Regions from separate parts of the Mus musculus genome. Here region 2 is linked to region 1. A link is a loop called in an ENCODE intact Hi-C map of the cell type or tissue named here. Cell type or tissue: gastrocnemius. All regions are shown on one strand. Links, peaks and the distances in the headings refer to the core of each region. The heading gives the core; the rest is flanking DNA.

Evidence for each region. Hi-C counts contacts between places; a loop is a spot of excess contacts. Peaks named below come from ENCODE experiments on the same cell type or tissue, not always from the same donor. Only the 100,000 strongest peaks of a DNase experiment are listed, where the experiment ranks them.
Region 2: it touches region 1 in a loop (2.5-fold over the local background); 2 of 42 quality-filtered maps call a loop at or near these places.

Annotation. Positions count from the first base shown.
Region 1 is chrX:133,778,757-133,794,766 of GRCm38, reverse strand. No RefSeq gene overlaps it. Among named protein-coding and RNA genes, the nearest start is that of Tnmd, 64 kb to the left of the region's middle. In gastrocnemius, for the core only: a CTCF peak has its summit at 7,465; no DNase peak of the experiment used is centred there.
Region 2 is chrX:133,702,819-133,718,828 of GRCm38, reverse strand. Gm26851 (predicted gene, 26851) reads right to left here. Exons shown (of 4, transcript NR_153117.1): 3 at 15,119-15,305; 4 at 11,567-12,086. Among named protein-coding and RNA genes, the nearest start is that of Pcdh19, 22 kb to the right of the region's middle. In gastrocnemius, for the core only: no CTCF peak of the experiment used is centred there; a DNase peak (open chromatin) is centred at 7,983.

The DNA of each region.
Region 1 (16,010 bases), core at 6,101-8,600:
GACTGTTACCAAATTCTACAATGAAAAGGAGGAATGTACATTCATTCTCTTTTCCTTTTTTTTTTTTTTTTGAGCTATTGTCTCATGTATCTCAGGTTGACCTAAAATTTGCTATTTCAAGTATTTCAAGAATAACCTTGAAATACTGATTTTTGTGTCTTCGAAGTGCCAAGGTGACAGGTGTGCACCACCCGTCTGGGTTCTATCATTCTGGATTTGAACCCAGGGTTCTCTGAATACCAGGCAAACATTCTACCTATTGTGCTACAGCCCCGGGCCACACATCCCTTTTCCCTTTTCTCTCTTTCCTTCCTCCCTCCCCTCTCTCTTTTGAGACAGAGTCTCTATACATATCCCTAGTTGCCCTGGAACTCACTATGTATCTTGTCTAGCCTTGAACTCACAGAGATTTGGTTGCTTTTGCATCCTGAAGGCTGGCTTCAAAAGTGTGAACCACCACTATGCCTGGCTCATCCTTTTTTCATAATCACACTATAATCCTGATTGAAGAAAAGATGTTTATTATTCAATCTCTCACAGTATGGAAGAGAAGAGTATGACAGGAAACAAGATGGGGACCTAAAACAGAGAAGGGTTGGAGGAAGGACTGGAGTAATGATGTAATTGTATTTCAATTTTTAAACTGCAAAAAAGAGCAAGTAGGACAAGAAGAAATACAAATGTACAATTTAAAGAGAAAAGGAGCACCAGGAAGTTTAACATTGTAACCATGACATGTGCTGAAAGGCATAAGGAGATTATTGCCTTTAAGAAGAGGCCTCCTCCCATAGGGTTGCAGATCCCCTCAGTTCCTCGGGTACTCTCTCTAGCTCCTCCATTGGGGGCCCTGTGATCCATCCAATAGCTGACTGTGAGCATCCACTTCTGTGTTTGCCAGGCCCCAGCATAGTCTCACAAGAGACAGCTATATCAGAGTCCTTTCATCAAAATCCTGCTAGTGTATGCAATGGTGTCAGCATTTGGATGCTGATTATGGGATGGATCCCTGGGTATGGCAGTCTCTAGATGGTCCATCCTTTTATCTCAGCTCCAAACTGTGTCTCTGTAACTCCTTCCATGGATGCTTTGTTCCCAATTCCAAGAAGGGGCAAAGTGTCCACACTTTGGTCTTCGTTCTTCCTGAGGTTCATGTGCTTTGCAAATTGTATGTTGTATCATGGGTATTCTAAGTTTCTGGGCTAATTATCCACTTGTCAGTGAGTACATATCATGTGAGTTCTTTTGTGATTGGGTTACCTCACTCAGGATGATGCCCTCCAGGTCCATCCATTTGCCTAGGAATTTCATAAATTCATTATTTTTAATAGCTGAGTAGTACTCCATTGTGTAAATGTACCGCATTTTCTGTATCCATTCCTCTGTTGAGCATCTGGATTCTTTCCAGCTTCTGGCTTTATGGGTGGAACAACAATATGAACTAACCAGTACCCTCTAGAGCTCGTGTCTCTAGCTGCATATGTTATCAGAAGATGGCCTAGTCGGCCATCAGTGGAAAGAGAGGCCCATTGGTCGTGCAAACTTTATCTGCCTCAGTACAGGGGAACGCCAGGGCCAAGAAGTAGCAGTGGGTGGGTGGGGGAGTGGGGGGAGCGTGGGGGGGACTTTTGGGATAGCATTGGAAATGTAAATTAAATAAATACCTAATAAAAAAAAGATGTTTCTCAACCAAAGAGTGGATAAAGAAAATGTGATACACAATAAAGTACTAATCCGCTGTTAAAGGTAATGCTGCATAATTTGCTGGTAAATGAATGAAACTAGAAAAATCATCCAGAGTGAGGTAACCCAGACACAGAAAGACAAATGTGGTATGTATATACTTATAAGTGGATATTAGCTATTAAGTACAGGATAACCATGCTAGAATTTACATACCCAGAGAAGCTAAGTAACAAAGAAGACTCAAGGGAGTGGTCAACACAAGGATCTTCCAGGGAAGGGGAAATAGAATAGATTTTGTGTGGACTGGGAGTGGGAACCAGAAGGAACAGGTTTTGGGGATGGAGGCAGAGAATACTGGGAGAGACAACTGGAATTGGGCATTTTTGGCGTGAGGTGGAAACCTAGTGCAATGGAAACTCCATGAAATCTATGAGGGTGAGACTAGAGAAGACTCTTGGTATTAGGGGACACCGAGTCTGAACTGGCCATTCTCTGTAACCAGGCAAGGCCTCAAGTGGAGGGATTGGGTCATCAACCCAACCACTAAATCTCTGACCTGCAGTTTGCCTTGCTGCAGGATATGCTGGGACCAGAACCTAGCATAATAGTCATTAGAGACCAGAGAGACTTCATCCAGCAACTGATGGGAGCAGATGCAGAGTCCTACATGCAAACATTAGGTAGAGCTTAAGGAGTCCTGCAGAGGAAGGGTTGGAAGTCTTAGAGGGGCTAGAGGGATCAAGACCACTACAAGAATACTGCCCACCAAATCATCTGACTAGGGCTCAAGTGTGCTCACAGAGATCAGGGAGTCTGTATGGGTCTAACCTACGTCCTCTGCATATATGCTATGATTGTGTAGCTTAGCGTTCTTGTGGGAGCAGGGACTGTCTCTGACTCTGCCTGTCTTTGAGAACCTTTACCTCCTACTGAGCTGCCTCGACTAGTCTTGATGTGAAAATATGTGCCTATTCTTATTGTAGCTTCTTGTTTGGTTGACGTACCTGGAAGGACTGCTCTTGTCTGAAGGAAAGTGAAAAGTGAGTGGATCCAGTGGAATGAGGAGGTGGTGGGGGGAGGAAGGGGAAGAGGGAAACTGCAGTTGAGATGAATATGAGAGAAGAATTAATAAAAAGGAAAAGGAAGAGGCCTCCTACTAGACACTGGCATAAAAAAGGGTACCCTCAGGACAAGACCCCATTTAACTAAGTTTTCAACTTGTGAAAGAGAGATTGAGGCTTTTTCAGCCTCTATAAAGCAACTGAGCAAAAGATCTGCTGATGATGCAATTCAAGAGGGCCAGGGTCTATTCCAAGATGATAGACAAACTTGGCATGTTATCCTCATTGTCCTAGCTTTAAAAGAATGAAGGGTGTAAAAGTAAAAGTGATGGTGTCAATTTTTCTATCTTCCTCCCTCCCTCCCTCCCTCCCTCCCTCCCTCCCTCCCTCCCTCCCTCCCTCCCTCCCTCCCTCCCCCCTCTCTCTCTTTCTCTCTCTCTCTCTTTCTTTCTTTCTTTCTTTCTTTCTTTCTTTCTTTCTTTCTTTCTTTCTTTCTTTCTTTCTTTCTTTCTCTCATATATAGAGACTGCTGTCAGGATATATCATATCCTGACTGCTGTTTTCCCTCCTTCCTCTCCTCTAAGTACCTCCCCTCTACCTTCCTTCACTCCCAAATCTACTCTTCCTCAGCTTCCCTTCAGAAAAGGGCTAGCCTCCCATGGATACCAACCAAATATGGCATATCAAATTGCCTTAAAGCTAGACACATTTCCTCATATTAAGGCTGGATGACACAACCAAGTAGTAGGAGGAAAAGGGTTCAAAAAGCAGGCAAAAGTATCAGAGACACCCCATTCTCAATGTTAGGTGTTCCACCAAGCTACACAGCTCTAACATATATGCAGAGGGTCTATCTCAGACCCAGGTAGGTTCCCTTATTGTCTATTCGGTCCCTGGGAGTCCCAGATTAGTTGATCCTGTGGGTTTTCTTGTGCTCTCCTTGACCCATCTGGTTCCTACAATCCTTCCTCTCTCGCTTCCACAGGATTCCATGAATTTGGTTTAAAGTTTGGCTGTGAGTCTCTGCATCTGTTTCCATCATTTGATGGATGGAGCCTCACTGATGACGATTATGCTAAGCTGCAGTCTATGAGTATGGCAGAATGTCATTAGAAATAATTTCATTGACTCTATCTATCTATCTATCTATCTTTCTATCTATCTTTCTATCTATCTATCTATCTATCTATCTATCTATCTATCTATCTATCTATCTATCTATCTATGCAGTGGTGTTTGGTTCTATATAGGTCTCTGATTATCCATCTTCTGCTTCCAGACCATCCAGGTAGGCATGGGATCCGTCTTGTGGCATGGGCCCCAAGCTTTCCTAGTCATCCCTTGACCACTCCTATAAGGTTTGCTTCTCCTTTACCCCACCAGGACAAATTGTAGGTAGAAGGGTTTGTGGCTGGGTTGATATTCCTGCCCCACCCCTGGAAGCCTTGCCTGATTACAGAAGATGATTGGTTCAGGTAGTGTATCCCCCAATACACTGTCTTCACTAGGGTCACCCTTGTAGTTTCCAGGGACTTTCTATTACACTAGATTTTTATCTCCTCCATGAAATGTCCCCTAATTCCAGTTATCTCTCCTAGTACTCTGTCTTCACCTCTCTTCCTGATTTCTCCTGTCCCATGCCCACCTGCCCCCAGTCCACCCATGAAATCTCTACTATTTCCCTTCCTAGGGAGGTCCATGCCCTGCCCCACCCCCAAACTTGAGCCCTCCTTGTTACTTAGCCTCTCTGGGTCTGGGTTACCTCCCTCTGGGTAATTTTCTCAAGTTCCATTCATTTTCCAACAAATTTCATGATATCAGTGGCTTTAAAAAAAGATTTATGTATATAGTTGGTTCTATGTATATAGGTGTTTTGCCTGCATGTATGTCTGGGTAAGGTTGCCAGATCCTCTGGAACTGGAGTTACAGACAGTTATGAGCTGACATGTGGGTGCTAGGAATAGAACTCTGGTCGTCTGGAAGAGCAGCCAGCGCTCTTAACTGCTGATCCATCTCTCCATTGATTTTAGTAGCTGAGTAATAAATACTCTATTGTATAAATGTATCACAGTTTCTTTATCCATGGATCATTTTTTTTTTTAAGTTTTCAGAGAGCTGCTGAGACCAGGTAGCACTCAGAAGGGAACCCTTTCTATGAAGGCTTTGAGAGGGTTAGAGGTTATGAGAGACCATTATGTAAAGTTGTGACTATGAAACCTGGATTGCACAGGAGATCCCAAGATATTGGAGATGCCAGGATCCTGAATCATTTGCCAAGAATGGCAGAATATAGGAAATGGGACCAGGTCCAAGAGAGAAATGTATATTACAGGCAGCAAAAATGGAGGGACAGTAACACCCATCCTAATCCTCTGATACTGAATGTGGAGCTATGAGATTTTTTATGTGTCCTGCTGTGTTCTAGTCTTGTATTGGTTCAGTATTTCCTCACTATACCCCCATTTCTCCTTTCTGGATTGGTAATTTATATTTTATACCATTGTGTATTAGAAGTATGTAATTTGCTTTTCAGTTCTACAAAGGGTTACAATTAAGAGATTGTCTTGATTATCAGAAGAGATTCTGTACTTTTTTGTTAAGGTTCAATTTGATTTATTTCTGAATAGTTATATTTTAATTAAAATACAGTTACTTCAGTTTCCTTCATTCTCTTTCTTTCTTCCAACTCCTCCACCCCCTCCACTCCTTAAATATCCGGCCTTCTTTACTTTTTAAAAAGTTACATGCATGTGTGTAGCATAGGCATGGATAAACATATGAATATAACCTCATCAGTTGGTTCAGTACTGCTTAAATATACATGATTTCAGGGCTTGACGTTTTATATATATTTGATAAGCAATTAAAGGGTTCCTTGCTAGTAGAAGTCTACTTTTCCCACTCTCAGTATCCTTTAGTTGTCTATAGGTTTGTGTTCTGTTTTGATTTGTTTGTTTTTGTGTAGAAGTGGGAATTTTCATGAGATTTCTCCCTTCCATGGACGCATGCCTATTGGTGCGGTCTTTATTCAGGCCTTGTCTATGTAGTCATGCTATTGAGATATCATGGATATCATTCCCAGTTTGCTCTCTACTTCCTGTTTATGGTTTGTGATTTGAACCTTCAAGTCTCAGCTTCCAGATTCACTTGCCTTGCCTGTACTTACTGATGCCATACTTACTGATGGTAATGGCGACAGAGTCATCCCTCTGGAATCATAAGCTCAGATAAATCCTTCTTTCTATAAATTGCCTTGGTCATGGTGTTTTATTGCAGCAATAGAAAAGTAACTACTACATCCCCCTCAATGTTCTTTTAATATTGTTAAAGTCAAATAGACTCTCTTATGTCATTTCCTTAGCTCTTGTAAAGGTGTTTTCCATATATGAACAGATGTTCACATTCAGGAGTCTATCAATGGAGAATCTTACACGAACTCCATATGTCTTTGCCCACCTTTTGTTTAATTGAGAAATAGAAATGGTCATACTTTCATTAACACTACATTTGTTTAACTAAGATGTAGGCAATAAACATTACTAAAAGTTTTGGGTTTTATTTTTAATATTGAATGGAAAGAGAATAAAATATCTTAACTATTTATTTCACCAGTTTGATTATTTAACATGAATTATGCATAAGAGGAGTTTTATTTAAGAAATGGTTGTAGTTATAGAATAATTGTCTCTATATGATATAGCCATATATATCATATATATAGTAGATGTAACAAATGTCTCCAACCTTTTTATTTCTCCTGGGTTTTTTTGTTTGTTTGTTTGTTTTGTTTTGGTTAAACAATATGTGTGTTACCTTTTTAATTTAAGCAAATTTTCCTCTTTCTTTTCTTTTCTTTTTTTCTTTTTTCTTTTTTTTTTCCAGAGCTAGTTTATGGCTAGACCAAAGTAGACTCCCACTGTCTTTATCCACTTCCTTTGTCTTATAGTTCTGGAAAGACATGCTTAGATGTACAGAAGAGTTAAATGAAGGCAAGAGAGCAGAGGGCTTCAAGAGGGTGCTGTAAAAAATGCTCTTTATTCTCAGGAAATGCATGCCAGAGACCTTAAGGACAATGAAATGATATCTGCAACCTAGACAATGCATGGTGAAGCAGCTAGAGTATGTCAGGATGATTGAAGAAAGGTAGCAGAAAGAGGGAGGGTGAGTAGGAGGTTGTAATGGAAAGGCAAAAAATGTGGTGAGTCTCAGTGAACAGGTATATTGCTGCTTTTTATAGTATTCTTTCAACTTCTTTTTTTTGGTAAATTTACAATGAAAAAGTGGAAAACAGAAAATAATGTGAAGGGTAACTGCCTTATAACTGGTTCAGATGCACCTTGGGGAGAGGCTGATGGGATGTATATTGGGTGATACAGTGAAGTCTTAATAAAATAATGGCTTTGGAAGGGTTAGGGAAGAAAGAGGAAAAAAATGGACTGCACAAGGTGGGAACATGAGCAAGAGGTGAGACAGTGGAATCAATTATACAGACTGAGCAACAGTGAAAATAGACAAGAATTTGACTGATACAAATAGAATTTAAAATGTTGTTATTGATATTTGCCTAGTCATGGATGCCCACTAAAGTGAAATTAGTGTTTGCCCTTCCATTTTCCCTCCACACACATGCCTGTTCAGATGTGTAAAATAGAGACTTAGGAAACCAATAAATTATATAAAGAATAAAATGCACAATGCTACCATCTAGAGTATCCACTGAAAATTACAGCCACTATTGACAATTCAGGAGACTTGTTCAGAAATTGTGGATTCTGGATCTATTTGTTTTGTGTTAGGAGCAATTAGAAAGATATGCGAATTTTTTTTTTTACTATAGTTTAGCATGTGAGGACACATATTTTGATTTCTAAGTGAAAGATTTCAAATGACAAAGTTCTAATGTTTGATCACAATAAAAGTCTCGTTTTCCTTCCTACAGGGTTACAAACCCCTTCAGCTCCTTGGGTCCTTTCTCTAGCTCCTCTGTTGGGATCTCCATGCTCAGTCCAATGGTTGGCTATGAGCATCAACCTCTGTATTTGTCAGGCTCTGGCAGGACCTCTCAGGAGACAGCTCTAACAGGCCTTCATCAGCAAGCACTTATTGTCATCTGCAATAGTGTCTGGGTTTGATGTCTGGAGATGGGATGGATCTCTAGGTGGGGCAGTCTCTGGATAGCCTTTCCTTCAGTTTCTGCTCCACTCTTTGTTCCCGCATTTCCTTTTGACAGGAGCAATCCTGGGTTAATATTTTTGAGATGGATGGGTGACCCCATCCCTCAACTGGGGGCTGTACCTATCCACTGGATATGGTCTCTATAGGTTCTCTCTCCCCTTTGTTGGGTATTTCAGCTAGTGTCCTCCAACCAGACTCCCAAAGCTCCCAGGGACTAAACCACCAACCGAAGAGTACACAGTGGATACCCATGGCTCCAGCTGCATATGTAGCAGAGGATTCATTGCCTTATCTGGCATCACTGGGAGAGGAGACCCTTGGTCCTGTGGAGGCTTGATGACCCAGGGTAGGGGAATGCTAGGGTGTTGAGGTAGGAGTGGGTCGGCATATGGGGGAGCACACTAATAGAGGCAGGGGGAGGAGATAGGGGTTTTGTACAGGGGAAACTGGGAAAGGGTATAACATTTGAAATATAAATAAATAAAATAACCAATAAAAATGGGAGAAAAAAACTAAAAAAAAAAAAGTCTCATTTTCCTGAACATCCTGTGGAGAGTAACTGAAGTATTTAGAAGAGAGCTTAGACATCTCAGTAAAATCCAGTTGTTGTGTTTAGTTTGGGGAGTAAGTGGGGTTTTTTGTTTGTTTTATTTATTTTTTCTTCAGAAAAACACCACTGGTTTCCATTTTCCGGAGAGTCACTGTAAACAGGATAATGGTAAAGGAGAAGCAGAAAATCAAAGTTCCAGACAGAGGGAATATTGAGAACAAAGGTAGACCACATGGAGCACATGTGGAAAACAGGCGTCAGCCTGGTGTGTTAGTATTTATTTATTTATTTATTTATTTATTTATTTATTTATTTGCTGTCACGGATATCTGACCAGATCAAGTTAGGAGGAAATTTTTATTTTAGATCATAGTTTCAGAGATTTCAATTTGTGGTTACCTGGCTATGGGCCTGAGACAATTCATGTCAGTAGGCCATGGTAGAGAAAAATTGGCTTAATTCATTATTGCAGGCAGAAGGAGGAGGAAGACAGATCAATATACCCTTCACAGGCAGACTATCTCAAACAAGATTCCATCTTTCATAATCTCCCCTGGACATTAAATAAAATCCCTCATGACTCACTTTCCTCTCAGTTAAATTGGTTCCAATAACAAGACACAAGCTTTTCATATGCATGCTTTTGTTCATAGAGTATGTGATGGGTACATATTGTTTATGTGTGGTATGAGCACTTGAATATGCTCATTGTGTATGCCCATGTGTGTATATGCCAAACCCAGAGCAAGACGTCCAGTATCTTCCTCAATCACTCTGTACCTTATTCCTGTGAGACAAGGTCTCTCACTGAACTGGAAGATAGCTATTTCAGCTAGAATGGTAAGCCATGAATTCTCAAAATCAGGTTATCTCTATGCCCACAATTCTGGGATTCTGTCTGTCACTACCCTCAGGGCTGAGTTGCAGTCATGCATAGCTATGCACAGCTTTTCAAAATGTGGATGTTGGGGGTTTGAACTCAGGTTTTTATGCTTGTAGTGCAATGACCCTTTTCTATTGAATCATCTCCTTAGCCAAAGGTATGAGTCTTTCGGGGAGCATTTTATATTCAAACCACAACATCTGTATAAACAGAGTATGAAATGCATTGTGGTAGCATCTACTCATCTCTCTTCTTTCCATCCCAAATTTTATCCTTGAGAGTAGAGATTCATTTTTGGTTTCCTTCTAAGGACCTAATATAATACTTGACAGAGTACACAACAGTCATTTGGCAGATTTTGTGTTATCAGCTGATCTCATTGCATTTCCTAAGTATATGGATGTCAGAAATAATCACAAGGGCAAATACTGGAGGTATGACTATAGTACTTGAAATTAGGCAAGTCTAACTCTCAGCTAATATCCAGAGCAAAACTTGCCAGACCTTAATAAGAATTAGCTGGGATTGTGTAAATACACAGATTCTGATTCACTGGTGTGAGGTGAAGCCTCTAATTCTACATTGCTAATAACTTCTCTGCTCATGGTGATTATTACTAGTCTACAGAATTACATATGGTGCAGCAAGGACTTAGAGGGTCCTGACTCCCTTCTTAAACTTTTTAGACTTCCAAAATGTAGGTGACTGAGCATAGGTATCGCTGATGAGAAAGTTCAGCTTAAGATACCTGACAAAAACTGCAGTGGCACATTCACACTGATGACACTCAACTTAATTGATAGAAACATTATTTTTCTCATAAGTGGTTTCTAGTCTTGGTTGAAAGAATCAATCTTTACTCTCCACTATTGATTGTATACCTCCTTGTTTAACTCTATATCTATTTCCTTTTGTGTTTGTTAGGTGAACACCTCATATCAGCAAGAGTAAAATTTTAGTTATTGCTAATCTTAATATGATTCTTATTATAAGAATAATTATGATAATGACATAAATTGTGCTTTTCATTTATTAATACATTTCACTATTTTCTTGCTTTTTGAGCAAGATAATCTATACAACTTAAATAGTTTTCTATCACGTTGAAGGTGAAGATTGATAGAAAATAGCTTGATGATGATGATGATGAAGGAGGAAGAGAAGAAATTGCTGTAAATTTTGGATAAATCTGATAAATTGCAAAATGCTGCCCAGCCTTTCTTATCTGGAGAAGAGGAAAAAGTCTGGAGTATTGATGAAGTACATAATGTTGTTACTATGAGAGATGGTAGTCTTACAGGTAAGGTCACAAAACATTTACATCCAACAATGAAATATACTGTCTAGAATCTAGAAGAAAAACGACTGTCTGGGCCTTCTCCTGATCCTTGGCCTTGTCCCTGACCTTAGTGTTTAAGCCTCTTATCTGCCCAGATTCCCAGGATAAGTTTTCAAGATCCCGTCAACAACTTAACTTTGTCTACTTGTATTTGTTCTATATAGGTATGTCCTTTCATATGTATTGGTTAGGGAAGAATGTGTGTGTGTATGTGTGTGTGTGTATGTGTGTGTATGTGTGTGTATGTGTGTGTGTGTGTGTGTGTGTGTGTGTGTGTGTGTGTGTGTGTGTGTGTACGAGTTGAGTCTCTCTCTGGATATTCACATTAAAAATCAAGAACATGGAAAGAAGTGAGAGAAAATTTATTTTTGTACTTTTATCCATTTTATGCTCACGTACCATATAGTCTGGAGACATTAGTCTATTTTCTGGGCAGGGGGGAGTATTGTGCTCTTCACAAGAACCCGGTTGCTCTGTGACCTAGAATCAGGTCTGAAAGATGTCTAACAAAGCAGGGGCCATCTCATTCTTGGTTGTTTTTAAGAGATTTCAAATGAATGGTAATTACTATTCTTTTCTCTAGTTTTTTGGCTTTGCTTTCTTTGTCTCTAGATATACATATTCAGAAAATTATTATCATGGGGCAGGGCTACAGTAGCATTGAACTTGTGTAGCATGCATGAGGCAGGGGATTCAATCTTCAACAATGGGGAAAACATCAAAAAGAGTTAAATGTGACCAAAATTCAAATACTACAGAAGGGATTATCCATCATACCTTTAAATCTTACTTCCCCAAATCAGTTTTATTTAGTTGATTGGCATAAACTCAGAATTTTAATATGCATACTGAAATATGTATTTTATATATAATTTTTTTTGGTTTGCAAAAGTTAAATTACATCATATATATTTTCTTGTAACAATTACTTGTTGACCCATTTTTTAGTGTTGGTGTCTCTCACCAGACTAGATGCCTTTTCATATAAAAACGTATTCTTCTCATTTTATGTTTCTGTAGTATGCTATTGCCCACTGTATTTAACAACTCCATCATTAACAGGAATTTCTTTCATTCTAGTTTTTCTACAATATGTATGCTTGTGCAAGGTAAGCTTTTTGAAACAAGAAAAGAAATCCTAGAGACAAAATCTTAGGTAAGAATATTTGTACTTTTACATGCTAGATTTTGTCAAGTTTCATTTTATCATGGCTTTACGAAATTAAATTTCAGTGAATCAAGTTATATTTAAGAGATCTATTTCCTAGAATTCTTTCCAATACTGGTTGTTTCAGTCCTCTGACTTCTTTGTCAGTTAGAAGAATGGTCTTTGGGTGTTTTACTGTATGTATCATTCATAGCCAGGAAGGCTGGGTGTCTTTCCATACATTTTATAGCCCTTTGTGTTCTTCCTTATGAGGCACCTCTTTCTGTGAGATACTTCAGAGGGCAAAAAAAGCCAGTATTAGGGATAGATCTTCGTCTGCGAAAGACATTTTTCAACTATGCTTACTCAGGAAATAAAAAAAAAAACAGCTTACAACTTCCTTTTTTTGATATATGAATTGTATTTTTTATTAGATATTTTCTTCATTTACATTTCAAATGCTATCCCAAAAGTCCCCCATACCCTTCCCCCCCCCACTCCCCTACCCACCCACTCCCACTTCTTGGCCCTGGTGTTCCCCTGTACTGAGGCATATAAAGTTTGCGTGTCCAATGGGCCTCTCTTTCCAGTGATGGCCGACTGGGCCATCTTCTGATACATATGCAACTAGAGACATGAGCTCCGGGGGTACTGGTTAGTTCATATTGTTGTTCCACCTACAGGGTTGCAGATCCCTTTAGCTCCTTGGGTACTTTGTCTAGCTCCTCCATTGGGGGCCCTGTGATCCATCCAATAGCTGACTGTGAGCATCCACTTCTGTGTTTGCCAGGCACCGGCATAGCCTCTCAAGAAACAGCTATATCAGGGTCCTTTCAGCAAGATCTTGCTGGCGTATGCAATGGTGTCAGCGTTTGGAGGATGATTATGGAATGGATCCCCGGGTGTGGCAGTCTCTAGATGGTCCATCCTTTCGTCTCAGCTCCAAACTTTGTCTCTGTAACTCCTTCCATGGGTGTTTTGTTCCCAATTCTAAGAAGGGGCAAAGTGTCCACATAGCTTCTGGCTTACAACTTCTTTTGAGATACTATTCGCCCTTTCCCCCTTCTCTCTCCAAACTTTCCCATATGCCCCTTCTTTTAACTTCATGTCTTCTTTTGGCATTTGTGGAGGTTTTGTAAACACCAGAGCTGGAAGACTATAGTATAAGTCTAGAAGGAAGTCTGCTTCGTCAGAACTCACTAGCTGGTATTGCGTCACATATCTAGAGTCTGACACTGAGCAGGTTATTTCAGGCATGCTTTAGTACAGTAAAATTTGGATAAAAATTTTATGGTGTGACACAGTCCTTTGTGCACACTGCGATATAATTCAAACTGCATATCACTTATTTTGTGTATATGGATTCTATAAATAGGCTCCTTGTGTTATCTTAAAGGTGTAGGGGGTGGAATCTAATATGATCACAGTCATAGAGATAGCATCAAAGTCAACTGGGCTATCAACCACCTCCAGCCCAGTTTTGGGAGCCTGGGAGAGCCCCAGGCTATACAGATAGCACAGTGGTCACCTGGACTATTAGTCACCACTGGTTCTGGTTATGGGAACTTGGGGAAGCCAGGTATAGGTTGGCCTTACAGATAGCACAGGGTTCACCTACACTATCAGCCACTCCATTCCCAGCCTCCTATGTGGAAAACAGGTTATACACTGTTTTCCGGCATGTTTAACATTCCTGCTTTCTTGATCCTCCTGCCATTAAAAGGACCTTTGCATTCCTAGAATTCACTTATTATTATCACATACATTTAAACACTGGATGTTTTAGTCCATGTGATTTTAGTGCAATGTGCTGGTTAGTCCATGATGGATATAGAAAGACCAACTTCAAGGTCTGTTCCTGAGACACTGGGGCAATGGATCAGAGGAAAATGTAAGGGAATAAGGCTGTTGGGGGGAAGCTAGCAATATAATTGTAAACATGCATCCCTTTTATTATTCAAAAATATTTAATTAATCTTTTTGTGGACTTACACGTTGCTAGTCACGAAATATTTGGTATTGAACAAGGTCCTGATCTCTAAAGTATGACTGACTGATTTTGAATCTTTGGCCCATCTTGTAGAGCTGTGTGAAATTATGCAAGTATCTTAATGTCCCTTTACTTCAATGTATTCTGTTGTAATGATAGTATATGCCTGCTATTAATTGATCAGACTCAGCAAGATAATTAGAAACACAGTCTGCACACAAAGTATTTGTTCAAGAATTTTATTTCCAGTTTTTCACAAGTTAGTTGTTGTTTCCCAACCCAAGATCAACATGGGAGAAACCAGTTAAAAACAGCAGCAGCGACAGCAGCTTTACCTCCATCATCACTATTGTGAGAAACTCTAGAAAAAAAACTCTGAAACTGCTTTGAACGTGTTTGCATAGAAGGTAGGGAATTATCGATTGGAGCATAGATCCAAGTGTGGATTGTAGCTGAAATAAGCATCTAAGCTCTCTAGTCCTGTCTTTTTCTAGTATAGCCTTGAGATTTCTACTGCCTGTGAGATGTCATTCACTGTAGTAATCACATTACTCCAGGATTCCTATGCATGCAGAATTCATACATGCATAGCCTTCCCACATATCCTGCTGGGTGGGCAAATGATAAGGACAATGACTGATTAATCAGCTGCTGCCTAGTCTTTATCCTTGGTTCTCCCCATGTCTGACTTTTCTTTCTATTGCTTCAATAAGGGCTATGGTGAAAAGAAATTGCTAAAGGGATCTGCAACCCTATAGGTGGAACAACAATATGAACTAACCAGTACCCCCAGAGTTGTGTCTCTAGTTGCATATGTAGCAGAGGATGGCCTAGTCAGCCATCAATGGGAGGGGAGGACCTTGGTCTTGCAAAGATTATATGCCCCAGTACAGGGGAATGCCAGGGCCAGGAAGCAGGAGTGGGTGGGTTGGGGAGCAGGGTGAGGGGAGGGTATAGGGGACTTTCGGGATAGCATTTGAAATGTAAATGAAGAAAATATCTAATAAAAAAGGAAATGAATTGTTTGGAATACATTTGCTAGTCATGGTCTCTCATTGAAAGAATCCAAGGCAGGAACTCAAGGCAGAAAAGAGGAGGCAGGAATTTAAAATAGACACTATAGAGAAACACTGCATATTGGATTGCTTCCCATGGCTTGCTCAATCCATTTCTTATAGAAGTCAAGGCCACTACAAATAAAGCTGCTATGAATACTAAAGAGAGAGAGAGAGAGAGAGAGAGAGAGAGAGAGAGAGAGAGAGAGAGAGAGAAGCCCTAGCAATTAAGCCTTTTTCTTCTTAATTTCCTGCTACTGTCAGCAGGAGTTTATTACTAGAAACCAGTAGCATTTAGTTATAGAACAGTAAGAAACAGGGGATTATTAGCACAAAATAGTAAGAGAGAGTTACAAGGCCAGAGGTCATCAGTCTTTGACCTTTGTCTGATACTGTGTCCTGTGTCCTGCCTCCTACTGTTCATTGTAAAGGTCAGGGCAGGTCTCCAGCAATTAGTGTTTAAGTAATATTTATACCAATTGTGGAGAGCTTTGGGGGCAACTTGGCAGAAATCTGACATTGGACCAAGACAAGAAAGTGGGCTGCAGGCATGAATTTGACTTTTGACCATGACATGGAAGTATGTTCAGGCAGGAATCTAATTTTAGGCTAGAACAAAGAAGTAGGCTTCAGGCATGAATATGACTTTGGGCTAGAACAGGGAAGTAGGCTCAGACATCCTGGTCATCCTGATTAAGCCCTTAGAAACAGTGATCAGAGGAGTGATCAGGGAACTTTGTTTATTGTCTTGCTAGATCCTTGATTATTTGTGTTTATTGAATTGATTGTTCTTCAACCTAGAACGGACCTTATTTCTTTCATGTAAGTAAAATGGTATAAAAGCAGGTTGGAAAAAATAAACCTGCCTCAGCCTCAGAACTGGTTGGGCTTATGCTACAAAAATTTTTAAAAAATTAAAAAAATAAAAATAAAATAAGAAGTCAAGACTACCATTACAAGGATGGTGCAGCCCACAGTGAGCTAGACCCTGTTTTATCAGTCATTAAAAAAGAAAATGCCTCCACAGAGATATTAACAGGTTAATTTGATGGAAGCAATCCCTCAGGTGAGGGCCTCTCTTTCCAGATGACTCCAGTTTGTGTGAAGTTGACAATAAACTAATCAGC
Region 2 (16,010 bases), core at 6,736-9,235, 77 kb after region 1:
TTTGTCAAAGGTCAAGTGACCATAGGTGTGCAGGTTCATTTCTGGGTCTTCAATTCTATTCCATTGATCTACATGCCTGTCACTATACCAATACCATGCAGTTTTTTAATCACAATTGCTCTGTAGTACAGCTTGAGGTCATGGATGGTGATTCTCCCAGAAGTTCTTTTATTGTTGAGAATAGAATAGTTTTTGCTATCCTGGGTTTTTTGTTATTCCAAATGAATTTGCAAATTTCTCTTTCTAACTCTATGAAGAATTAAGTTGGAATTTTGATGGGATTGCATTGAATTTGTAGATTGCTTTCAGCAAGATGGCCATTTGTTTTTCCAACCAGAATGGAAAGTCAAAAATTAGCAACCTAGAAATAAAGGTACTGGAAAGAACTTGAACTAGTCAGATGATTTTGAGTACTGACTCTGCCGTTCACTACGTATGGGGCAAGTTAATTCATCAGGTATGCCTCACAGCTCCTTCTTCTGAAATAGGGATAGTAACACCTCACAGGGTGCTGTTGTATAAGATAGATGATGCATAACAAGTGTTAGCATACCATTTTGTACTTTTTAATGTTTTTCTTTGTCTAATTTTATTTTATGTGCGTTACTGTGAGGATATTTAGATCTTCTGGAGCTGGAGTTACAACCATTGTGAGTTGCTACATGGATGTTGGGAACTGAACCCAGAACCTCTGGTAGAACAGCTAGTGTTTTTTAACTACTAACCCATCCCTCAAGCTCCCCCTTTTAATTTTTTTTACATTTAATTTAATTTTTATTTTATGTGTATATTATTTGTGCATGTTAGTGTTTGTCTGCATGTGTGTGTGTGCATGTGCAGCATGTGCATGCAGTGCCCATGGAAGCCAGAAGAAGCCATTTGATCCCCTGGCACTGAAGTTACTGATTTATGAACTGCCACCTGGGTGCTGGGAAAATGAATTCTTAACTGCTGAGCCATCATCTCTCCAATCCTATATATTGTTGTTATTTTATTTAATATGTATAAATGTTTTGCCTGCATACATGTGTGTGAACTGTGTACATGTCAGGGGTTCCTGGTGACCAGAAAGGGGTGGCATATACCATGGAATTGGAGTTTTGGAAAGTTATGAACTGCTGTATGGATGCTGGGAACCCAGCCCTTATCTGCCAGAGCAGCAAGGACTCTTAAGCATTGAATCATCTCTCCAGACCCTTGTGGAACTTTAATAGGTACTGGCACTCCTTACAATTACCAAGAATGTGAAAACAATTAGGATAAACAATACAAAATAGTAATGATTCCTAAGGTTGTGTTATCTGCAAGATGTTCATTTAAGTTTCATATAAGGCATTGTTAGCTATTAGATGATAGCACTTCCTGTATATAAAATGACATCTGTAAATTATCATGTACCAGACCATTTGAGATGCAGTGTTCTTCTGAGAGTTCAATTGAAAAGCTGTAAAAATACTTAGCCCAGAACCTGACATATCATAGGTCCTCAATTAATGGCTATTATCAAATAAGCCATTATTTCTACTTTCCACTATTGCTCAGTACTGAATTGAGTGCAGAGAGAGACAACTATTTTTAAAAGGAAAATTAATAACTACAATTGATATATAAAGTAGTCATATTTAATTGTAATTAGAACACGTTGGTGAATGAATACTGGGCTTTATGTCTAAAGTTTTAGTCTTCTAATATCCTCATTGGCATCTTAGTCACATGACTTGGAAAAAGGGTAATTTCCCTGCTTTTGGTCCCTGTCTTATCCCTATTCTAATTGCTCATTGTGCTTGGTTCAATTCTTTGGACAGAGTGAACACTCAATAAGTTTGTAACAAAGGAGATGTCAATTCATTTGTGTAAAGGTTCATTTAAAATTTTTAATTATTTATTTTGTATTTATTTCTTAGTGTAGGCTTGTTTGTATTTGTGGCATACATATGTATTTATGCATGTACATAGGCCAACCAGAGTTCAACTCCTCCACAGCAATCTACCTTACTTTGTGAGACAGAGTCTGTTACTGAACCTATAGTTTGCTATTTCAGCTGGACTAGCAGGACAGTAAGACCCTAGGATCTGTTTGTCTCTGCAGACTCCACCCACCCTCCCCTATCTACATCCTGGCATTATAGAAACTTGCTACCATGCCCAGGCTTTTACATTGGTGCTGGGGATCTTATGTCAGGTCCTCTTGCTTGCCCAGCAGATACTTTATCCACTGAGCCTTTTAATAGATCAAATTCCAAGATACAGCAACAGCTCATATGTGCTTTCCTATTATTCTACAAAGGGGACATTGAGTCTGTGGGCTATGGAGATCTGATGACAGGACTTCATAGCACTGTGATAGGTTCAGTATCTGCTATATGTTAAGCATTGAATATGTAGTTGAAAATAAAGAATGGTTATTGAAGTAATGTGTCCTTCACCCTTCCTACTAGATTCTTCTCCTTGGCATCGATTTCTTAGCAGGTAAGTCCACATCCTTTCTTTGTTTTTTAAGTGCTTAGAGCCAAAGGCATTGCTGAGAGGCTCCTTTAGGCAATGGCATCCCAGTTGAATGCCATTAAGCAAGTGTCTCAATAGAAGCAATTTGGCCTTTGGGTCATCTGATGCCTCGTTTTCTGATGACTGTTCTGCCCAAGGCAGCAAGAAACAGCAGCCCCTTATCCTTAGCTGAGTGGGCTTTTGTGCCTCTGGGTAGAGCATAGAGCAGGGAGGAGCCACACGTCCATCTCTGGAGAGCATAGTCTCTGAGGGTGAAATTGAGAACTTTTCTTGCACTAACAGGGGAACCTGCTTAACAGTGTTAGGTCTGCAGTTTGGGAACTATACATAGAATTTAGGTCTCTTCATGTGAAAAAAAAAAACCCAAACAAACAGAGCCCATTTGTTTTCAGGGTAACTGTGTGTTAGTAGCCTGGGTAAGGAGGAGGCAATTCTGTTTTAAGGATGCTAGACATGATTTAAAGGATTTTCTATTGCTTATAATAGGTTCTCATTTTTGCTAATTGAATTTATTTGCTTTTGTAGCTAGTGTGCAAGCTCCTGTTTGGGAGTGGTGTGTGTCTGTGTGTGTGTGTGTGTGTGTGTGTGTGACCTTTTTAACTTTGTAGCACTTTAATGCAAACGAAATTTGAAGGGGGGAAGGCAGCAAGCAAAACCAACCTAACGACAATGAAATCATTTTCTAAATATGTTTACAATCAAATATCTCCCTCGATAATTTGATTTGTAGGAAATGGCAGAGTGCAGCATTTTATAAGAAGCTTTTCAATAATTCATCCTCATCTCATTGATGTGCAGGCCTTTGGCTAGGTTGGTGAGTGCAATAGGTGCTCTGGCACGGGGGAGAAATTTATTTGAGCCTTGAAATCAATAGATTCCCCTGTCTGAGGCACCCATCTAATGCTGCTCTGCCCTATGACTAGATGGTTTTCAACTTTATTAGACTCCTGGGTACCTTTTTCCAGGCTACTATGGGGGCATTTGAAAATTGTGCCTTTTCTTCATTTAGTTTTCTTGGGATGTTACATTTGTTTAGTCCTTCTGAGGTCCAAAAGAACACATTCTGCTGTAGAAATGTCTGAAAAGTGACAAACGAATAAACTTTGGGGGTCACGAGGAAATGGGGGGAACCCTGGAAAGTGGCTGCTTCAGGAACGCCCTCTATCAGTTTAAAAAAAAAAAAGTGTACTGGTTGGTCACAGAGTAAAGAAAAATTTAAACCATAGCTATTTATGGGACTGAGAAACACTTGAGAATTCCCAAGCTGGAACCAGTGTTGGTACATCTCTGGGAGTTAAAGGCAGCATGGACTCCATAGGTCATTCCAGGCAAGCCAAAGCTATATAGCAAGACCATGTCTCAAAAGTGAAAAAACAAATGGTGTTTTCTTTGGGATCTTGTACTCTGGTCATGGTTCCTCACAGAGATTCCCCCCCCATTTTTTATTAGATATTTTCTTTATTTACATTTAAAGTTTTATCCCCTTTCCTAATTTCCCCTCTGAAAGCCCCTGTACCTCATCCCCCCCCCCCGCCGCCTCATTAACCCACTCACTCCTGCTTCACTGTATTGGAATTCCCGTACACTGGGGCATTGAGCCTTCACAAGGCCAAGGACCTCTCCTCTCATTGATGCCTGACAATGCCATCCTCTGCAACATATGCGGCTGGAGCCATGAGTACCTCCTTGTGTACTCTTTGGTTGGTGGTTTAGTCCCTGGGAGCTCCGGGGGTTAGTTCATATTGCTGTTCCTCCTATGGGGTTGCAAACCCCTTCAAGCTCCTTAGATCCTTCCTCTAGCTCCTCCATTGGGGACCCTGTGCTCAGTCCAATGGATGATTGTGAGCCTCCACTTCCCTCACAGAGCTTCTGGAAGATGGCTTATCTCTTGTTCTTACATAGAAATGGGTGAAATGTTTTCCAAGTTAGTGCCTGAAGGGGGAGGAGAAAGGACAGAAGGAAGATATGGGGAGAATATGACCTGGCATATGCCATGATTCCCAGAGTCTTCAGGCAGAAGTGTGCTAAGGCTTCGACACTCCGAGATGCCAGACAGTGCTTGCATCCTTTGCAATAATAGACAGGAGACATGAAGTTTGCTATTGTGCTGCTGCTGCTCTGAAACTTCGTGAAGTCATTGATCCAACTTCAATGAACCATAATACTATTGATTTGGTGTCAGATTGCTGGTAGATACTTGAGTGACAGCCGGAGTAGATGTGATGTTACATTTAAATTGTCCTTTTGTTTGCTTTCTAGCTGTCAAAACCCCTTGATAGAATGTGCACTGCCAAGTGCCTGTACAGTCCTTATTAGAGTTCAAGTGCCAAGAGCATGTCATGCATCATTAAACAAAATGGTACCCTGTGGCCAAATTCTATTGGTTAAAATGTACAATATTTGGTGAGCCTGGTTTTCTCTGAGTAGTATCTTACATTGGTTCGGTTTGAAGTGACCCACTCTTTAGTCTTTTGTCTTAGCAATAACTAGGACTCAAGTAATCTCAGCTGCATTCTTGGTTATGCTGGAACTCAGTTAAACTTTTACTGGGCAAGAAAATCTATCTGCTTGAAAATAATCTTGGACTAAAGAAATGGTGGAAGAGTCAGCAAAACAAGTCTGACACTTTTCTCCCAGGTTATAGAGACAAAATACAACTCATATTGGCCAAGATTTGTGAACTATTACCCTAGTAAGAACACTAAGTAAGAAAGAGAGAGACAGGGGAACATTCTTTGATGGGTTTAAGTTGGTCAATATTTTCATTTGGTGCTTGTGCATTGACCCAGAAGATGACAGACACTGTGCTTAGGTCTGGAGATGTAGGAGTGAACTGCATCATTTATGTTGCCTGTATTCAAAACAGTGTAGAGATGGATGTAGTGGCTACTCCTTTAAGACCAGCACCTGGGAGACAGAGGAAGGCAAGACCTCTGTGAGTTCAAGGCCAGCGTATTTGATACATTGAGTTCTATACTACCCAGAGATACATGTGACACCCTGTCTCAAAATCCCCAAACAAAAGCAAAAATAATAAACAAAAAATAAATAAATTTAAAGATGTAGTTTAGAAAGAACAGAAAGACCAAATAATTCCAACGAAGAACCTTAGAGGTGCTAATAGATAAAGGGAAGCAGTGTAATGCATTGGGAAGGACATAGCTTATGGAGTTGGTGGACTTGCAATTGAGTTGAAATTAGCTGTTAAATTTATCTCTCTCCTCTGTAAATAGTGATATTAATAGCATGTAACTCAAAGGGTTATTGTTTGGGTGAAATAAGATTGAGATCCTAGCTCAGTGCCTGGCACTAGTTGGTACTTAGTTATAGTAATAAAGGCTGGCATAGTGCTGGTACAGGAAAGCCCACTGACACATGTACAAAGGGTGATTAACAACACTGAAGATTTATTAGCCATTAGGAGACTGCAGCAGTAATAGGAGTGAAAAATGATGGCCTTCAAGTGGGGATGAAGAGGTGGGGACAGAGGCTTATGTTAGAACAGTAAAATAGATAGAGATGGGAATAAGGAAAATCTGAAGCTCCACGTTTCTTACTATGATAAGTCAACAGCTAATGGGACTTCTCAGGAATTAAGGAGCAAGAGAAAGTGATTTGGAATAAGTTACATGTGAAATATCTGTGGGACATTGAAGACTGTATGAGATATACAATAAACATGAAATTGGATATATGACAACACAGCTGAGTAGAGAATTAGGCCTAAAGATACATTCTTTAAATGCATTAGTAAAATGATTGAAATTCAGGCAATTAAATATCTTACCCTATTTCTCATGATTCTGGGGGCGCTAGCACATTTGGTGTCTGCTGAGGGCCTATTTCTCATCAGTGTATCCTCAAAGGGTGGAATGTACAAGCAGGTTTCCTTGAATTCCCTTTATAGAGACACTAATCCCATTTATTAAGACTCTACCTCTGCTTCCTCGGCACCTCCTAAAATCCTTGCTAGTTAATGTTGTCACACATGGGGGCAATGCTTTAATATAGGAATTTTGAGGCAAGTACAAACATCCAGACTCTAGTACTTATGGAGAAAGAATGGAGTGAGAAGACAGCCAAACTTGAATCATGGAAGCACAGTTTGCCAGTCTTCTCTTGCAATCAAGACTCTTCCCGTTTTCCAAGGAGATTTACAGGGCCAATTATACTTTTGGTAGAAGTTTTCTGTTGGCTAAACTGATCTTTAAGTGTCCTGTGAAATGAGTAGGTAGCTGGCATTCCAATATGTCTGTATTTTTTTTTAAACAGATGGGAACACAGAAGTACAGTGAACTATTATGGAATTGTTAAAGTCACACAGCTGGTACCAAGCTCAGAACTCCTTGCACACCTGCCTATGTCAATTCCTTCTGCAGGATCCCTTTTGAAATGGAGCTGGTTAGTCCTTTCAGTCTGATTATGGCATTGTGAAACACACATGCCTTGATCTCCATGCCTATAATGGAATGAATTGTTATTTGGGGCTGCTCATGTTGGGAGGGAAGGGCAAAAGGTAGGGGATGGAAGAGCTCTATTTTTTTTTTTTTTAGCATGAATTGTATCTGTAGACAGAGCATACAAAAAGAAATCTGTGGGAGATGATGACACTGTGCTGCCGGAAGGCAAAGAAAGAGGAGTCGAAGAGAGAAGAGCTCAAAAGAAGTGGACATGATGTCAGTATGAAAAGGCACTGAGGAAAATACTGCTCAAAGCCCCCAGCATGAGCTGAGACTCCTAGTGGGCAAGCGAAACAGAGGAGGAGGAGTTTTGTGATCATGCGTGTGCTCAGCCAGTGGCTTGTTTATTTCCTTTCATTTTTTTTTTTCCTTCTGAGATTTGTTAATGAAGGCCCAGCAGCAGGAGATGTGCAGTCCATTTAGGAATGACAAGGACCACTAATCCAGGATTTACCTGTGCTGGCTGGAGGTGAAAGCCCCTGCTACTAAATTATTATTATTATTTCAAGTGAATGCCTTGATTCAAGTATGGATGAGTTGTCTGGCTGGGCCAACTCTGGAGCTAATACTTCAATCCATGGCCGTGGAAGAAAAATCCTGAACTGGATTTTCACATTTGTCGAACATGGAGACAGGCAAGAAACTGGAGTAAAAATTGAAGCCTCTGTTTGTTTAAGGAGGCATGTAGAATTTCAATGAACTTCGTTGAAATGTGACCCCCTAATCACATCGTGAGGTTGAATACGATTTGTGCTGGCAGTTCTCAGGGAGTGAACTTTAACCTGTTTGGCATTAGCCTACATAGGACTCATGCCCTACCGATTTTGTACTTTTCCCATCATCTCTAGTGAATCAAGAAAGCTCAACTCTGAGCAACAGGAGGTTAAATACTGGTTGATGGGAATGTTTGTTTGCTTGGTTTCTCTGCTAATCTGAATGCTGGGAGCAGGTGCCTGTCTGGCAGTTCTGAAGCCTTGGACCATCTCATAACAGCTAAGTCACGAGCCTCCAACCCACAGCCTCTCCACAGGATCTTTCTGCTTGGCAGACCTGCCATGGCCTGATAATCAGGGCTCACCAGCTAGCATCTGCTCTCTGGAAACTAGTCTGAGAGTCTTATGTCAGTTCCCCAACTAACCTGCTGCAAATAGACAACTCGCCTTCTGACAGGGTCAGTGAGAATGGTAATGGGACTGTAGAGATAATTATTCAACTCTAAACCTACAAATTTTATATTTTCTTCCTCCAACATCTTTGGACCCAGTCATATCTGCATCATGGTCAGATTGGCATTTAAAGGTGCTAAGCACTAAATCTAATTCCAAAAAAGAAGGCATACTAAACTGTAAGACAAGAGTAGAAGGCTCAAAAATCTGAGTTTGCTTTTAAAATAGCAAATATGAAATTAACATTTTTGGCATATTCAGATAATTCATACATGCTTCCAGATTGGCTGTAACTATAGCAAGATGGGGGAGGGGAGATGCTACTTTTGTACAAAGGCTATCTAAATTACCTATGTAAGAGATTCTGTATTCCAGAGCTCATAACTACCTTCTCCAACATAATTTAGAGACTATATCGAACAAATATCCCCCATCTCAATGTTCCAGTTTAACCCTAGTCAAATAAATAAGAGAGTCTGACTACCTTATTCAAGGTAGCTGCATCCTTTTTGGAAGGAACTAATGAAATCCCAATTGCAAAGACTGATCCAAATCCACTAAGCTACTTGGTTCCCTTTCAATGCTTAAGTAGTGAAATCAGTCTGATTAACTAAAGAAATTGACTATTCTGATATCCCCCCAAGTTATCAGATTTACATATTTCCTTAAAAGTGTGGCTTGGCCAGCCAGAATCCTGACAGAGAAAAAGTAGATGATCCTCAGGCCCCATCCCATTCTAAGGAGTTATTGGCAGTGGATAGTTGCTGTAGGAGGTAGAATAGATGGTTCTTTATTGAGGATATGGCCACTAATAGGTTTCCCATGCTCCAGTAAATGGCTCCACACCCATGCACAAACATGGACAGTATTAATTGGGCTTGGTTATATAAAAAAGATGTGAAGATGGGAGGGAGCATATATTGGGGAAAATAAAGTGGCAGATAAAGGACAAAAATGAGGATCATATTTCATTTTATATGTATACTAAATCCTCAAAAATAGTGAAAAAAAATTAAAAATGAGGTAGGGTTTTGATGCCCAGCTGTTGTTTGGAGAAACTTCTACTAGAATTTTTGCTTGCCTGCCTAATGTTCATAGGAAACAATCCTACTAATTTGAGTGAAGCCTTTACTTAAGTGTAGGTGTTTGAGGCTGAAAGAGAGGATAGATTTTTGCAGGCTTGTAGTATGGCAAATCAATCTGTCATTAAGGACACAGAGGGAACAGGGGAAACTATTCAAGGATTCACCCAAAGGGGAATTTCTTGATTTGTTTTTTGTGCTGTATGTCTCTTCATTTTAGTGTAGAGAAAAGTAATGTTGATGGGATGTACACTTCTTCCCACATGAGCACATGGGACATGAACAAGTCTCACTGAAATAAGTAGAAAGAATGCCTCCAACAAAAGGAAAGTATAACAAAGAACATTGCATTTATTCCACTTAACCTTAAAGCTCATTGTTGATTAGTTCAAAATAATGAGAAACTTATCGGTGAACTTTCCTATATGTATGATCCAGGGGAGTTGAACAGTACACTGTTCAGTTTTTAAATGAGTCTGGAATGTACAGGCTGCCATTTGAAATGTCCAGAGACTAATCTTTCAGTAGCTTTGGTTTTATTTCTCTCTGTTCTATAGAGGCTTTGAAGGGGAGGGCACTTGGATGATTTGGATGAATAGTTTCCCCTGTTTCCCTCAATCTCTAGGTTTCATTATTGTGGTTTGGTAAGGTCATTTCTAGGATAGCAATTTTGTTTCACAAGTGATTATTTCCAAAACATGTTTACATTAAATTATGTAGAATATATGTCATTGTTTTATGGACACCTACCTGTAGTTTTTGTCGCATGCAATGTTTTTGCTTCTTTTCAACTGCCCCTCATAGAGCAAGCAACCAACCCTAAACCAAAAATTGGACTTGAATTTTTAATAATACCTATTATTTCTATTTTATGTATATGGATTTTGCTTGCATATATACATGTTTATCATGTGTTCATGCATGTGAGTTTGTGTCTGATGCCTGTGGAGGACATCACATCCCCTAAAACTGGAGTTACAGACAGCTGTGAGAAGACATATGGATACTGGGAACCCAAACATGGTCCCCTTCAAGAGCAATAAGTACTACTCTTAAAAACTAAGCCATTTTTTTCTAGCCCCATTGGCTTTTATTTTAGAGGGAGAAAATAAAATGCTTCTCTACTTTTCAAACAGCTTCTAGGATTCTACATATGGGTGTACAATTTCATAGGCAACTTTCATTGTTTTTTCCCAAAGGTATGGGCATAGCCAAAGATATGGCTGTCAATTTATTGATAAGGAAGTTGAATCATATCTTCTGCTATAAAAATCCATACCTACTCAGAATCTGTGAATTAAGCGTTATCAGGAGATGACATCTTTGCACATGCAACTAAGTTGACTAAAGTCAAATATTAGATTAGGATAGACCCTACAGGCAACGACAGTGTTATTATAAGGAAAAGGAGTTTTGGAGACACAAAGAAAGCCTGTGATGGAAAGAAATTCATGTGATGACTGAGTCAGAGACTGGAGTGATTTAGCTACAAGAATGCCATTAAGGACTATGGGAAGTACCAGAGGTTAAGAGAGAAACATGGAGCAGGCTCTTCTCCAGAACCTTCAGAGGGAGCATGGCTTTTACAATTTGATTATAGATTTCTAGCTTACAAATTTATGAGATAATTTTGTTGTTTTGAATTACCCAGTCTGCAATAATTGGTATGCCCTGTGAAGCTACTTCATCAATACTGCACATATAGTATATTCATGACTTAAGCTTGTCATTGTCTGAACACTTTGTGTAGTCTTTGTCCTCCAAGATAATCTAATGCTTTTCTTCATATCTGCTTATTCTCAGAAGTGAAAAAAATTAATCATTATTCTTAGTATTTATAGTATTTTGTGTTTTTAGGCTCCGGTAATTGTGACAGGATGGAATGTTAAGAGGTAAGCAGTGGAAAACTCCCGTAGATGCTGTTGAGAGGGAAATTTTGCTGTATCAAGCATTCTATGGCAAGAGCAATCTATGGCAAGTGAAGAACATTCTTCTTCTTTGACTTCCCCCACTGAGACTGCCTCTAACAGAGCAGTAATGAACAGTAGCTATCTCTGCTGGCAACCTATGATACAATTATGATAATGATGATGACAAACATTTATTAAGCACCCACAGTGCAAGGCATTACTTATTCAAAATACACGGACAACTCAATCCCCACTGTCACAGTATTTATACTAGTACTGGCACAGAAAAGGAGTTGGCAGTTTATGGCCTGTTCATGTTTCAAACTGATCTGCTTAAACCACAAACCTAGATACTTCTAACTTTATTCCACAAACTATTATGTATCAGTATATCATGATTATAATTTGCTTAGAAAGTGTAAAAAATATGGATTGAAATATTTGGATATACCATAATATGTTGAGGTCACAATTTATTTACTAATAATGAAACTGAAGCAGAGAAAGATTATAGACATTCTCAGTGTGGTGGGTTGAACGGTGACCCTCTTGTGATTATGTCCACCCAAAACCTTCAGATTTGATCTTAACTGGAAATAGGAACTTTGCAAATATATATCATACAAGGTCTGTTGTTCTGAATTACTACAGTTGTAAATTTTCTGTAACAATTCCATGAAGTAGTTTTGATGTTTAAAAATGCCACTGATAATCTTACAACCATATACCTGCTAGGAATAGTGGCACATGTCTAGAATCACAGCTCCTTGGGAAGTTGAAGCAGGAGAATCATGCATTTGAGACCCACTCTGCCTCTGGGTTACATGGATAGACACTGCCTCAAAACAGCACAAGCAACTTCTAATCCACAACACTCAGGAAGTGGAGGCAAGGAGATCAGGAATTGAAGATTATCCTCTACTACATAGTGAATTCCACGCCAGTTTCACTGTCTCCAAAAAGCTAAAAGGAAACAAAAAAAGATCTCTGAAGTGTAATAAATATATTTGGCTATGTTGTGGTTTGAATGAAAATGGCTCGCATAAATTCATATATATGAATACTTGGAACTGTTTCAGAAGGATTAGGAGATGTGGTCTTATTGGAGGAGTTATGTCAATAGGGATGGTCTTTGAGGTCTCAAAAAGCTTCTAGTTTTCCCTCTTCCTCTTCCTCCTATTTCTCTCTCTCTCTCTCTTTCTCTCTCTCTCTCTCTCTCTCTCTCTCTCTATATATATATATATATATATATGTGTGTGTGTGTGTGTGTGTGTGTGTGTTATGTACTTATGTATAAAATGTAAGCTCTCAGCTACTTCTCCAGTGACATATTTGCCTGCCTGTAGTCATGTTCCCTGCCATGATGTTTCATGGACTCACCAACTAAAACTGTACATCCCATTAAATTCTGTCTTCTACAAGTTGCCTTGATCATGGTGTCACTTCATATCAATAGAAAAAGTAATTAAGGCAGTCTAATAGAAGACAATATCCAAAATTTCAATTGATTTTTGTCTGGCAATATGTCAAATGTTTTCTATGTATAGCCTAATTTAATTCTACAATACCTTTATGAAGTAGATATTATTATTACTTTAGAGAAGAAGGAATGGAGACAGAAATATTAAGTAGCTTACCTAAGGTAGTGTTGCTTGTCACTTAAACAAGATATCTCTACCTCAATGTATATTATCAATCTTTAAAGTTTCATTTCAGTCCTAAGTGTTGAATCATCATATTATATTGTTATAATGAGTCAAGTTCTCCTACCTTGGTGGTTTAGTATTTTTGAAGCACAGTTCAGGGGCTAAAAGTATTATCTAAAACTATACTTAACTAACACTATTAAATGAATAATAGTGTTCTTTGATTAAACAAACTCGAAATCATTAAAAATGTTATTCAGCTATGAGTGGCTTATAATGATCCACTTTATTAAAATTGGTGGCTTCTAGAAGAACAAATATTCTGTTGTGGGAGTCTAAAGTATTTTGATAGGAGAGAGGTCTAGACATTCATGAAGATTAGTGATCATTAGTGTCTTTGTTTGAAATAAGTGTCTTAAACAATGGAGATTTATTTCTCTCAGTTTTGGAGCCTAGAAAATATTAACAGGTAGGTTCAAATTTTTAAAATTGTGACATGACATTATCATTTGAGAACCATGAAATAGAATTACTAAACTATTTGTAAAATTCCTGTTTATTTTTAAGTGTTCGTGTCTTTTTTTTAAAGCTTATGGTATTATATTGGGCTACGTTCATAGTTATCTAGAGATGCACATGCATAGATGGCCAAGGACTGAAGATTGGACATGGCTGTGAGGTATCTGTAAGGCTCTGGAATATTTCATGGCCTGAAGGTGTCATGTTCTTAGTTAGCATGGGGCTAGCTTCTTGTTAAGTCTCAGGAGAGAATGAGATCAAACCTCTCATAAGGGCACTAACTTTATCACTAAGGCTCTATTTTCATGACCTAAGTTCATCTAAAAGTCCCCACCTCCAAATAATTACTTTAAGATTATTCTTTCAGTTTTCCAGTGGGGGAAACCTTTTTGAAGAAGAAGATCACAAAGGAGCAGGTCAACTCCACTTTTGGTCCTTTTAGTGACAAAAAAGCATTCTGAGACCTTCTTAGTGCAGATTCCAGCTACAGAATGACTGTCTAGAACACCCCTCCTGGTGGAGCTAGTCAACAACTGGGGGTATAAGCTTGATGGAGGCTCAGGTATAGCCCCAAGTATAATTGACTTAGACAGATAATGTGATTTCACACTGCTCCAACGATCCCAGGCATTTGTAAAGGCTGAGCTGCTCTAAGGCTTAGCCCATAGTCTCTACTAGAAATAGAGCTGAGCTAGGGCTGGGGACATGGCAATAGGGACTGTCCTCATTTTTCTCCCCAGAGCCAGTCATCCACAGACAGAATGCTAGGTTTAGTCTCTCATCTGAACAAAAAATCTTTTTATTTAAAAGCTTGCTGATTTGTGGGAGGGATACTGTATTACAGAATGGGGTTTGGTTTCTCAGGTACTGAATACAATGTACAAGTTGGCAGTAATGAGTCCTTAAGCAGGCTTTTTTGTACTCTTTACCAGTTATAAAGCTCTACTGTGATTAATAAAACTGTGCATTAGTAACCTAGGTCTGACCAATGCTAGGAAATGGATAGTCTAGTGTCTCAGTGACAGTTCATCTCTTATTGTTAACTTCTTGTCTGAAAACATGTAGAAATCAAAGGAGATTAAGAAACTCTGTGATAATTATTTCCAGAACCCATAGTCAGTGAACTTTGTAAAACCTAGGTTGTATAGATGAAGTTGGCTTTCATCTTCCTGTCATTTTCCTGTGCTGATGGCCTTGCTACATACGTTCATGTGTGTTGTCTACTCTCCTAGCAACTGGTTTAGGGCAACTATAGTCTTTCTTCATAGAAGAATTTAGTTACCAGTTATGGTAGAAGATAAAAAAATGTATTTCGTTGTTTAGTCTGCTATGGTCTTCAGGATCAGGAAAATCATGATTCCCAATTATAGATAACTGACTCCTGGAGCAAGATGGAAAGGAAATTTATTTTAAGCAAGTTGTCCTAGTATGACAAAATATCTGGCCCAGGGCAATTTAGAAATATTAGAAATAGAAATATATCTCTCAGTCTGTCCACTGGGAAGTTCAAGACCAAGGTGTGATAGGTTCACTATCTGTTGAAGGTTACTTTCTGCTTCATAGATAATACTATGCTACTTTTCTTTCAGTGGAGACAAAGGTTGTCAAACCATATAGCTGAAAGGATGGGTAGGCAAAGTTAATTTTTAAAAGATTCATTTTTCTATAAATTTGCTGTTCACATTTGTGATACTTTTGTTCTTGTCAATTAAATCACTTTCCAAAGACCCAGCTAATTCTTCTGACATGTAAATTTTGAGGGACATATATATTCAAACAATGGCAGAATTGTAGAAAGGAGTGATCTTCTGAATTTTGGAGTTGGCTCACCTGTCAACAGTAAAACAAATGTGTGTGTAGCACCAAGATGTTATCATTTTCTAGATCCATTCTTCAATCAAGCATTGTTTGCGTTCACATGGAAGACTGATTGTCAGTGTTGGTCGTTTGGTTTCTTTTAGACATATATTTAATTTTCATTATGCCAAGGTAAGCCTTAAAGTGAGATAAGGCAGGCCTGGAACAAAACATATATCTGATGGAGTCATAAAATCTGACACAGGTAGAAATTGTGGAAGTCCACAGAAGAATTCTATTCAAGGCAGGACCCTCAGTTCCCAATACTATGTAAATCCTTGTGATATATGGTTTTTATAGATATACTGTTGTAGTTCCCAGAGTTACTCATTTCTCTTTGTTACCACTAGGCCTTATACTAATCTATGTCTCATGATTTTTTCCCTTATTTTGTATAACCCTCTAAGTATTCTCATTTTTTTTCTCTAAAACCTTCCTAGTCTAATCTCCAGCAAACATTCTGAAGAAAATGAAGTTTGTTTGATAGGTCATCTCTTGGCATTTATAAATGCTTATCCATGCAGCCAGCCTTAGACGGTCTGTAGATCCATTATTAAATGTTATCTTCTCAGAGAGGCCTTTCCTGATCATGTGCCCTATAATTCATTTCCACAACCTCATTCTTGGTGTAACAGATAAGAAAGCCTGCTCTAGAACCACATATCATTTCTCTGGCTTTGGTTAGCATTAAGCTATGCTCCTCAAAACAAGTTACTTGGACCTTCTACATCTCAATTTCTTTACCTGTCTAATTTACATATCAATATGCTTTTCAGAGTATTATCCTGAGGAATGAAGTGTAAGAAGCAATCAGGACAGTAGCTGACAGGTATCTTTTCCCTCTCCCTTATCCCCTACCTTCTTC